2 separate regions of the Homo sapiens genome follow, and region 1 is linked to region 2. Evidence: chromatin contacts called from ENCODE Hi-C or POLR2A ChIA-PET data. All regions are on one chromosome and are shown on one strand. The core of a region is the stretch at or near the end of the contact, and the rest is flanking DNA. Distances in the headings are between cores, read along the strand shown. Region 1 has its middle 32 kb from the start of LPP-AS2. Region 2 has its middle 75 kb from the start of LINC01991.

Region 1 (5,907 bases), core at 322-2,821, 71 kb before region 2:
ACTGTTTTGTAACCTAAAAGTGCCTGTGCAGACTACGTGCCCATGGCCTGCCTCTGGGACAGATACATAGTTGTTTTCCAGAAGACTGTTTTGGAAAGATGAAGAAATGAATTCTGCCATCAAATCCAGTTGTATCTTTCAGCTTGTTAATGCCACATAGAGCTTTATGCTTCTATTACCTGCACTAAAACACACCAGTGTCACTTAGTGAACTTTTTAATTGGCTTTTTAAAATAGTAATGTAATCAGGCTCCTCATGCACAAAAATCTGCAGACGGGCTGAAAGGGAAAATGTGAATCACAGTTTAAATACATGCTTTTCGACTGCTTTGTAAGACAAACAGATGTATTAATTAGCACATACTTTAGGGTATGTTATATACTTAAATGGAGGAAAGCGAACAGAATATCATCTCACCAGAGGCAATAAAGATTTGAGCTCTGACCCTAGAAACAAAATGGCATCTTGTTTTCAGAAATGCCTAGCTGTGAGAACAATGAGTCAGGGGCTTAGAGGAATGATCTCTGGATTTATGTAACAAGAAGGCTCTTGTTCAAGTGGTATATAAGAACTAGACCACAGCCTTAGTAATGTGGGGAAAGCCTTTTAAAGTAGATCCATATGAAGAAATTCAGTAGTCACAGAGCTAAGACATTTTCAAAGGTCTTTAGTAACAAAATTGTGCTAATGCCCAGGACTTAAGAATAAAAAGATTTAGACTGAAGGTAGAGGTGAGTCCTTGGTGTGCATTGTATTATGCTAAGTGTTATTGAAATAATTTAAAAAATGGCAGGGTCTGTACCATGTAGGAGATGACATTGAAGGGATCACATGGACATAATTATGGATTTAATGCAGCATATTTTTTAATGAGAAATTAGTGTTTTGTTTTTTTTTAACTGAAAGATCAAAAGAACTCTTTTCCTTAGAAGGAAGAAAATGTGATTCTTCCTTTTCTTGACCTTTTATGGCATTCATTCTTGCCCACCTTGGGCAGTTATTTTTGTATAGGTCTTGTCTTACTGGACTTCAAGAATGAGATAAAGGAAAAAGGACTATGTCTCATTTCTTTCTACTCCATCCCACACATAATGCTTCCCTAGTACACAGAGAATTCTCTGTATGTGTGTGCTGAATGAATGAATCATCAAAGTCAGTAAAGAAGACATAGGGCTCCTTCAAGTCCAGAAAGAATCTTCCCGTATCACTTTAGACGAAACTGTGTGAACTTGGCAAGTAAATGCACCTCTCTGGGGCTTCCCAGTAAAATGAAATGATGAAATGTTGGTAAAATAGGGAATGGTAAATTGGTTTCAACTTACATGCCTACTCAGTCAATTTCTCTGGACTCTAAGTCTGGATGCTCTTTTTGGCCGGATTGCACACTTCTGATATGAGAAGGCACGACCTTGCCTGGTGGGAAAGAAAGTGGCATATGGGAGCATTGTGTCTATGTCCTGCTCATCTGTAGGTTGCTGTATCTACGTTGTTTTAGAGAATGAGGAAGGAAATGACTTGTGAAAGTACAACATTAACAGAATGCAAACATTGTGACAGTCTTCACCTGACCTTTGATGTAGATATTTTCTTACCCTTTAGAAGATTTCCTAAAAGAAAAGCCATGTTTATCCAGTGCTCAGGTGACACTGAGCAGAGTAGGCTGTGGTATACGCTGGATTTCCAAATGCAGGCTGATGGAACCTCATGCTTTCACTGATAAGAACCACCTAAAATGCTTGTTTTAGGTATGGCTTCCTGAGTCCCACCCTACAATAAATTAATTAAAATCTTGAGACTAGGGTTCAGGAGGAATATTTATGCTAAGAAAATTTTCCAAGATGATTCTGACATGAAGCCAAAATTGGAAAGCACTGTTTTTCATGGCTGAATCATAGTCCAAAAGTATCTGAACAGGGTGAAACAAACATGATGAAATGTCAGAGACAAATGTAAATCCCTTAACTTTACAATAACAAGAACTGGGAAAACCTAGGCCGACAGCAGCATGTGTAATACAACTGCAGCTTCAATATTTGGTTGCCTGTAAGCTCTGGCTGAGCCAACTCTGAGATACAGCTTACCAAAACAGCGACAGTGGTGTTAGGCTGAAGGCATAGGAATATAATGACGAAGCAAAAGACAGCTCTCTTTCCTATTCTGTAGTTTCAGAAGACAGCTGCATTGTGTTCTTGATTTAGTAGGGGTAATTGTTATTTTTAGTAGCAATATAGAGTAGCTGTAGTAGTAATAACAATCCTTTATGCAGCACTTCATTATTTATAAGTTTATATTCAACATTTTATCCGCCCTAAATAAAAACTTCAATTTAGCTGTGTTATGCAATAGAGCCCATTGGTGGACACACTACTCAAACCTACATCTTTTATCCCCCAAGTCTCATGTCGTGTTTGGCAATGTGGAGAATTTACAGGCCAGGAGAGTAAGATAGCCGAAAACCATGCCATCAGAAAAAACAGAGTTCCTTACCCAGAAGAAGACTTCATAAGGCCTTGCCTGTTGTCACCGAAGGCCTGGTGGGTTTCCACAGGGAAGAGAGGGCAGACTTGTCACAGGAGGCCTCAGAGGACAGAACTTGACCAATGGTAAAAGTTACAGGGAGACATACCTTGGCCCACACCTTGACCCAAAATATTTCTTAATCATCAAAGTCCCCGAAAGATGAAACAGGCTACCTATAGGGAGATTTTGGAAAACTATGTACTAGGAATGGATGGGGAAGAATTTGGGGTGGGTGACTTCAGAGGTCTTAGAAGGGACCCTGAGTTGTGCAACCTGGGCCCATGCAACCTTCTGATGATTAGGGCTGCTGAAACAGCAGGGCTGAAGGCAGGAGTAGTGGGATAGAATGGCCTCAGGTGTGGGAAGCTGCCACTCTGCACCCAAGTGACTGAGAGCTTCACCTGTTTGCCCTGTGACCTGCACTGGAGAACCTCATACTTTAGCCTTAGCTAGCACATTGGGAGCAACCTGATATCCTGTATGCTTTGGGGAACCGCAGCCTTTCTCCTTTTACATGTGTTTAGTGAGCCTTGATTTAGTCGTAGAATTACAGATTTCTAGAGCTTAGAGCCAACTCAAAGACCACTTAGAGGTCATTTGGCCCAACCTGGCCACATTATAGACAGGGAAACAGACAGTTAAATCTGTGACTTAAATTATAAACACCATTAAAAATTAGAGTTAGAGGCCAGGCACAGTGGCTCGCACCTGTAATCCCAGAACTTTGGGATGCCAAGGTGGGAGGATAACTTGAGGCCAGGAGTTCTTGACCAGCCTGGCCAACATGGTGAAACCCCATCTCTACTAAAAATAAAAAACATAGTCAGATGTGGTGGAACATGCCTGTAATCCCAGCTACTTGTGGGAGGCTGAGGCATGAGAATTGCTTGAACCCAGGAGGCGGAGGTTGCAGTGAGCTGAGATCGTGCCACTGCACTCCAGCCTGGGCAATAGAGCAAGACTGTCTCAAAAAAACAAACAAACAAAAAACAAATAGAGTTACAAGAGAACCTCAGGCCATGCCCCATCTGGCCACACCCCTTCATTTTCCTGAGAAAAGGAGTGATTAACTAAGATCACTAAATGAGAGATGGCATGGCCAAGACTGTAGCCCCGTCCCTTGTCTCTCAGTGTGATGTTCCTACTGCTGACACGTTTCATCTCCTCTTTTCCACTGAGGACCTGTTCCTTCTGTCTCTTCCACTAGGGAAAATACCCTCTGCTTTGGGATGCAGGGAGGCTGGAGCTGAGCTCACAGGGGGCCAAATCTGTCCCTCTATGCCACAGTGCCACCTTCTCTGTGAGCCTGGCCTCAAGAGAGTGTGCAGCACTGCTGTGACTGTGGATGCAAAGAATCCTCCAAGCACGCAGCATAACAGAGGTGTTTTATAAGCTGCAACTCACACCGCTAAACGAACACACTAAACATTATTCCAGGTAATTCTACATGCTAATTCCTCCCTGAATTATTTTCATGTGTGTATTTGTGCGCTTGAGCCCAGAGTTAGTATTATGGGTGGAAAATAGAATGTAACTTTATAGTAGTGAATTTTTTAATGAGGTGAGGGGATAAACAGTGTTTAGCAATTTTCTTCTCCTTCTTTCCTCCCTTCCACTTTTGCTCTCTCCTTTCCTTTTTTCTCATCTTCCTTCCTTTCCTCCTGAATTCTCCAACTCAGGGCTGCAAGTATTCATCAACTGAAGAACGAATGTCCACCCTCTAAGAGCTTGTGCATATAGCCGCAATGCGAGGATGACTTACTCTCTTTCAGCTTTTTTGCCCGTCTCAGAACACAACTTTCTTTGTGAAAGTCTATACCCAAAGACAGTGCAAAATCCCTCTTAAGTCTGACTAACACCCTCATTTGTTAGGAAATTCTTATCTCTGCAAGGCCCAGCATTTGTAGTAACAAATACTAGAGGGTACCAAATACTTTTCCTGTCTACTTCAAAGTTCTTCTTTGTGATTGCTCACCGCTCTTTGAGAAATTTTCCTTTCTCACTGGAATTCTCCACCGAGTACTCTACCCCAAGGTGAATTTTTCTAGTGAGGAAATGTGATCTTGAAAAAAAAAATCATGACTCTGTTTGCCATTTTTAGAAGGCAAAATTTTATCAAACAAGAAGACCCAATCCACTAATATTTAATTGCCCCCAGGAAGTGTCTCTCTGGGATAAAAACTAATTTCCCCAAATGTACTTGAGAAAAAAAAAAAGTTTGGAAACTAGTGATGTCACCTGCTGAGAGATTGAAATGAATGTAAAGAGCAGGGGCCACCTGGGGACAGAAGACCTGGGCTCATCTCCCATTTCCTGTCCTTCTGACATATTTTGCCAGGTCGGCCACTTTTAAGCCATGTGGCTTCGAGCAAGTGACTTAGCCTGTTTGTACCTCTGGGACATGGGGACAATACAGCTACGTACCTCATAAGTTTGTTTTAATGAATAAATAATGGTGAAAGAAGAGCTGAAATTTACTGGATCTTCCCTAGTAACAGAAGAGCAGAAACATGGTTCTGGAGGCTGGAAGCGGGCCATGTCCACATCAGGCACTTGCAAAGAGCAAGGGGCAGCAGGATGTTGGGACTGGCCAGACCTGCTCACGGAGGGCTGGGAACAACAGGTGACTGAGGATGCATCAGAAAGCTGAGATTTGCAGTTCTCAAATGAAGAAGCAGAATTCACAGTGGGAAGTGGAGTGTTGGGTCAAACATTGCTTTGGAAGTTAAACCCTCTAACGAATTACCAGGATTGGAAAGAGCTTCGGCCTGAAAGATAGGAGATCACAACCTTGTCTCAGCATGCTAGGAACTTGCTATTTGACTGTGAACAGGTAACCTCCTCTTTCTAAGACTCAGTTTCCCTGTTGCTTAATAAAAGGAGAGGGGTTGGATTGCTAGATTTTTTCTTCTGGCTCTGATATTCAGTGATTTCTGATTTGTGAACATTTGTTTCAGTGCTTAACAAAAAGAAGAAAGAATATTCTGGATTATAATTAAAAGAAAGAAAGGAAATCCTTATGATTTAATTGAACAGGTGAACTGTGCACCATTTCTAGAAATCCGTTGCAAATGTTTCATAACAGTAGCAGCTTGTTCACCCTTTATGGAATATTTGTAGGAAAGAAGGTACAGATTGTAAGCAGGAAGACACTTGAGAAGTTGAATATCTTTGAATGTCTGATAAGACAAGGAAAAATAGGGCATGACATTTGACGTTAATTTTATTCATTCAATAAACATATGTCAAGTGCATACTGTGAGCCTCTGCACCTGGTCCATGTGAATTCCACCTGATTTGGGTCTTCAAGAAGTCACAGTCTAGTGTAGGAGAAAGGCAAGTAATTTAAAAAAATCCATTTAACAAGACATAATGAAATGAGGGCT
Region 2 (6,002 bases), core at 1,008-3,507:
TGGAGAGGGAAGCTTTTTCTCTTCTGTACCCAGAAGAACAGCCCAAAGGGAGGAACACTGCCTATGATTAACTAGCTCTTATTTAGGCACAGTATTTTTTTGGTTGATGTCATAACGTACCTTCACTTTCATGGTCTCAGTTGATCTAATTCTTACTGTCTTTGGAAAAGAATGTGAAGGTATCATCGTTCCCATTTTGTAGTGGAGAAAATCGAGGCCGATAAAGACTTGCTTTAAGTTTCACAGTAAGTATCAGAGTTGGTACTAGAGCTTCATCTCCTATGTCCTTGCCCAGTATTACTTAGGCTTCATTTTGCTTCCTGAACAGTCTGCCCTTAGGCATCTAACACAGAAATCTCATTATAATAAAGTATTTTTAGTATTCATGTAACTTAAGCCTTTTGGATGGAGCCCAAGGCAGAACCATCTTATATCCTGAATTTGGCTCTGTGGCAAATAGTGTTAGAACATGGTTCATGATCAACTATGGGTTTCGCTTTACAAACATATCTCTGAAAAACTTCCCTATGTGGACGGAGAACAGGCTAATTTATCTTGGGATAGGAGATTTCTCTTTGAAACAGTTGCTGGGATCCTGGAGAATAGAGGGACAGTCTTACTATAGTACTTAACCGTGCTGAGCTTGCAAATCCCTAACCTGATATTTTTGCAGAATCTCCAATTCAGAAAGATTTGTTTTGGCAGAGACTGAAATTCTTTATTTGGAACTTGAGGTATCCCTGACCCATAAGCATTCGGCTTGACAGATACGCAGTTGCATCCGTCATCACTCTGCCCTAAGCAGGGCAATGGCTGTGGTGAGCAAGAGTAGGGGATCCCGGGTATGGTCTTGAGTTTGTGGCTAACACATGAGATGTGGGGAAAGCTGCTTTTCTTTTAGGGGGCTCAGTTGTTTCAACTGTCATATGTTGAGACAGCATTAATCAGTGGGCTTCAAACTTTTAAAGCCACCAGATTTTTCCCCCCAGAATGCTGTGGGAACCTAGCATGAATAAATAGTAAAAGTGGGACTCACAGCTTCTCCATTTAGCCACTGTATGTCTGTAGGGCCTCTGTGGACTCTAGTATGGCAACATTCGGATACATACCTTTTAGCCCCCAACACTGGGATTCTAAAGATGAGTAATGGCTTAGTGATAGATGTTAACCTCCTGAGGGGTTGCAGTGAGCCTGGAATTCTGGATACAGAACTGGTCAGACAGGGAAAAGGGCTGTAACAGTGTGACAAACAGTAGAATTAGAGTGGAGGGTAGCAAGATAAAGTTTTACATTTCATGGGTTAACAGCACTTTATAGTTTACAAGTATTTGCACTATAGTTGTCTCTTTTGAACTTACGCAACACTGTGTGCTCAGGCATTTGTGCAGCAATCTTTTGTGAAGCTGGATTATGTGCCTGGTACTGTGGGTTGAGCTCATGGACATAAAGAAAGAGGAGAGCATGTGAGCCTGGAGGAGCTCATCATCTTATAGAGGAAACAGGCAGGTAAAGAAATCATTGCAATTGCAAAACAGAAAAGCTGTAAGAGAGGTGCAAACAAATGTTGAGCAGCGAAGTGAAAGCAATGATTCCTTTTTCCTGGGGAGGGGAGGAAGGCATACCTACCGTGGGGCCTGCAGGATGAGTGACCTAGGCAGATAAATACCTAGGTAGAGAAAAACACGTGCACGAAGCAGTGGAGGCCTGTGTGAGCAAGGTGCGTTTGGGGGAAACAGGAAGAGCTAGGGGAAATCTGGCCTTCAAGGTATGGAAAGGCAGTTAAACAGTGAAGTTAACCTGCAGCTTAACTGGGAAGGACTTTGAATACAATGCAAAGAATTTGGACCCCATGGCCATTAGAGCCCCATCTTCCAGATGAGGAAAAGGGCCTTCCCTTCGCACAGGGACAGCCGAAACTGTGACTCCCACGTTCCTTTTGCTACCCTGTGCTGCCTCCAGCAGGCCTGAACCGAGGCAGGCCCTGCGTGGGAGAGGCCTCTGGGCTGTTTATCCTGCGCCAGTGGGGCTAGCTCTGGCAGGGAGTGGAAGTAGGTGAGGTGGGGGCTGTGGAGGAGAGGAGGAGCCTGACAACAAGGGCTACATTCAAGGCCTGCACTGGAGCTGACGAGGAGAATGGAAAGCTACAGTCTGTTGGAGCCATCCAGCCTTGGCAAAGCGGTCGGGGCCTTATAAGGAAATGTTGTTCTCTCCCAGCCGGTGGGGCTGGGATGGAGCCCTGTGCCCACAGGACAGAGCTGCCCTTGTGGTGGTAGGCTGGGGGTGCCACCCGCCCCTCTGCTGTGAGCAGGAGCTGTCAATGGGCCACTTCTGCAGGCTCAGCATTCCCTCTCAGCCCCAGTGTGCGTGTAGCCCCCACCCCTCCACCCCCTCCCACTCCCCATTGCCTTGGGCTGATTGGAGGAAAGGAAAAAAACAAAACAAAACAAAGACTTGGCAAAGTCCCAGGCCTCATTGCTGTTTGATGCCGAATTATTCGGAAAATAGGCTCAGGTCAAATTCTCTCTTTTTCCTGAAGAATGCATGAATAAGGGGATTGCTCTTTGTCCTCCTTCCCTGCCTGGCGCCCGCATCTCTTTTCCTTGTGATCACGAAACTCCCAGCACCCCACACGGCCCAGTGCAGAAAGCAAGAAGCTGAGATGAGTGGGCGGGGGAAGCCTTGTGCTGGTGCCTTTTCCACCTCCCAAGGGTAGAGCAGCAGCCACCGGAATACTCATAGGAGAAGGGTGACTCTCGGACTCCTTACCTGTGCCGGGCAGACCAGAGGGCCAGGGAGAGAGAGATGGGCACAGGGTAAAAACACAGCCTGCCCAGAAAGCAACAGAAAGTGCTCCTTGGGGTGGGCGCGGTGGCTCACGCCTGTAATCCCAGCACTTTGGGAGTCCAAGGAGGGTGGATCACGAGGTCAGGAGTTGGAGACCAGTCTGACCAACATGGTGAAACCCCGTCTCTACTAAAAATACAAAAATTAGTTGGGCGTAGTAGTGTGTGCCTGTAATCCCAGCTACTCAGGAGGCTGAGGCAGGAGAATTGCTTGAACTCGGGAGGCAGAGGTTGCAGTGAGCCCAGATCGCGCCACTGCACTCCAGCCTGGGTGACAGAGCAACAATCTGTCTAAAAAAAAAAAAAAAAAGTGCTCCTTGGGAAAGGACAGTAAGCATTAGTCAGCTCCTGGAAGGAGGGCTTTTCTACAGGGAGTGAGGAGAGATGATTTAAAGCACTGATCCCTAGCAGATCTTTCTGAACTCAAGATTGGGGATAGGAGCAGAAAAGATGCTTAGTGTGGCCTTTTGCTTTGGCTATTCATAGACCCCGTGCATGAAACCCTGGAGCTACAAGGAAGCAGGTTGGCCAGTGCAGCTCCTCACCTAAAGCTGAAATATTTTTACAGCAAGCTTGGCAGACCTTCAGCTAACCAGTGCTCCTCTAGTCATCATGGACTTAGTTCCTCAAGTTAGTCTGTCCCAAACATACAGCTCAACCCAACAAGGAGAAGTAAGTCATGGAAAGCAAGAGGAAACTTCCGTTTCCAAGGAGTTTACCATCCAGAGCAAAGCTACAAGGAGCACACAATAATCCAAACACAAAGAAGAAAGTTATGGCCAGGTGTGGTGGCTCACGACTGTAATCCCAGCACTTTGGGGGGCTGAGGTGGGTGGATCACCTGAGGTCAGGAGTTTGAGACCAGCCTAGCCAACATGGTGAAAACCTGTCTCTACTAAAAATACAAAAATTAGCCAGGCGTGGTGGCGGGCACCTGTACTCCCAGCTACTCAGGAGGCTGAGGCAGGAGAATTGCCTGAACCTGGGAGGCAGAGGTTGTAGTGAGCTGAGATTGTGCCACTGTGCTCCAGCCTGGGGGAGAGAGTGAGACTTTGTCAAAAAAAAGGAAAGAAAGAAAAAAAAAGGAAAGAAAAAAGGAAGGAAGGAAGAAAGGAAGGAAAGAAAGAAAGAAAAGAAAGGAAATAAAAAAGAAAGTTATGAGCTCTAAGAAAAACAGAGATGTCTGAGGTGAAAGAAATTGCTCTTGACTAGGTGTCCACAGCAGTAGATGAGGAAAGCTCTTATAGAAGAGATGGAATTTGGGGTGAAGAAAAGTTAAAAGTCCAAAAAGTGACATTTTGAGAGATTGTAGGGAAATGGCTTCCAGGGGGAGGAACTAGCCTGAGCAGGACGTGGTGGCAGGAAATCTTGGGGCTCACTTGGTGTCTGTGGGGAGATGGACAAGTGGATTAGTGCAACAGGGAGAGGAGGGGCTGTGGTTGGAGAATGGCTGAGCACCACATTTGGGGGCACTGAATCCCAGAGGGAGGAGGAAATTGAAGTGATTGGCAGCCAGGAGCCACCGAAAGCTTTTAAGCGTGAAAGAGATGTGACCGGTACAGTGGTTCAGCAACTGTGATCTGGTATCAGGCGCAGAAGGGAGAGGCATCCTTCGCCCTGCTTTGGTGAAGCCAGGAAAGTACCACTTCCTGCAGCAGAGCTTTGGCGGTGTTGTGGCCCTTTCCTGAGCACTGGAGGCCTGGCTCTCCAGACAGCCACCTAGATCTCAGGATTTCAAGCACTGCTGCATCTTAGAGGCTGGCTGCTTTTTGAACGAGTGACCCTTCCCCAGAAAGGACTAGGACTGGCCACGTTAGCTCAGTTCTCTTTTTACTTTGAGGCTTGCACAAGTCATTGTGTTCAGATATGGTTAAGAAACCTAAACTTCAATCCCTTTTCAGGACTTGGAGACCTGGCAGGTTTCCAAAAAGCACCCAGGGTTGAAAGGCAAAAGCTCTCGGATGCCATCTTATCTCAAAGAGTCTGTCCTTTGTAAGGCATTCACTATTTAGACACCTGTGCTTGTCTCACACCTGATGATAATAGAGCAGTAACTTCCTCCCCAGCTTTTCCCTCCATGGCTTCTTTCCCTTCCTTTTGGATGCCTGCCTCCATCAAGGCATCACTATTCCTAGGGAGTATGAGGCTTTTGCAGAGTGCTTTGGGCTCCTGTTGCAAAGAGAGCAGGCATAGCTTTTTGTCCCAGAGACAAATCCAAGGTGCTCTGGAGGATAGCAGTGAGTTCCTGTCTGTGTTCTGGATCTGGGTTCTGGCCAGTCTTGCTGTCCCACTGCCCAGCATGGCCAGTTCAGCAATAGAATTCTGAGGGACCTGAACTTGATCTTCACACCTGGCCCCTGCCTCCTAGCCACAGGGCGCTGCAGCTGAGGAGCTGATCATGTGCGTCTTGGTAGCAAATCCTGCTTCCTACCAAACTTTTCTTCCTTGACAATGCAGACAGTGACCCCTGGGACCACAGAGATACAGTTCTAGTCCTGGAGAAACTGGTTGTTCCCCTGTCCTTCCAATAGGTTGTGGTTATGGCTAATTTTGAATTTGTATTAGATAACAATAAATTTACTTCTTCCCTTTTAAGGGAATATATGAGCATTTTATGATGAGATATTATCTTTTTTTGTTTGTTTGTTTTTTGTTTTTTTGAGACAGAGTCTCACTCTGCCACCCAGGCAGGAATGCAATGGCGTGATCTCGGCTCACTGCAACCTCACCTTCCAGGTTCAAGGGATTCTCCTGCCTCAGCTTCCCAAGTAACTGGGATTACAGTCATGCGCCACCACACTCAGCTAATTTTTGTATTTTTAGTAGAGATGGGGTTTCATCATGTTTGTCGGGCTGGTCTCACACTTCTGACTTCAAGTGATCCACCTGCCTCGGCCTCCCAAAGTGTTGGGATTACAGGCATGAGCCACCATGCCCAGCCAAGTGAAATATTATCTTAACTCTTAAGACTGCATTTCAGAATAACTGACTTATATGATGGCTGGCATTCTGTTATGTGAAGCAAAATTCTTCTCAGGACCCTTTGATTTACCACCCAAATTGTCTGCTAGCTAGCTCAGTCTCCAACTCAGAGAAATGTCACTGGCAAATCTCCTCAGTTTTTCATTTTAATTTTACCTAACCATTCATTATTCACCC

The links. A loop is a pair of places that touch in the nucleus more often than their neighbours do. ChIA-PET counts read pairs that join two places held with the same protein, here RNA polymerase II (POLR2A). Pooled maps may share reads with other maps.
Region 1: a map of Caco-2 shows a loop between it and region 2 (9-fold over the local background). The contact joins two enhancer-like sites. A Hi-C loop is called at or near these places in 4 of 168 maps with a recorded cell type or tissue (Caco-2, HepG2, aorta and 1 more) and 9 of 50 pooled maps. POLR2A ChIA-PET finds 5 or more read pairs at or near these places in 1 of 52 experiments (AG04450).

Annotation. Positions count from the first base shown.
Region 1 is chr3:188,118,980-188,124,886 of GRCh38, reverse strand. No RefSeq gene overlaps it. Among named protein-coding and RNA genes, the nearest start is that of LPP-AS2, 32 kb to the left of the region's middle. Within about 2 kb of position 1,571, at least 3 of the 41 ENCODE cell types and tissues checked have a DNase peak (open chromatin) inside an H3K27ac peak, as active enhancers do.
Region 2 is chr3:188,048,551-188,054,552 of GRCh38, reverse strand. No RefSeq gene overlaps it. Among named protein-coding and RNA genes, the nearest start is that of LINC01991, 75 kb to the right of the region's middle. RefSeq lists an enhancer at 1,386-2,358. Within about 2 kb of position 2,257, at least 21 of the 41 ENCODE cell types and tissues checked have a DNase peak (open chromatin) inside an H3K27ac peak, as active enhancers do.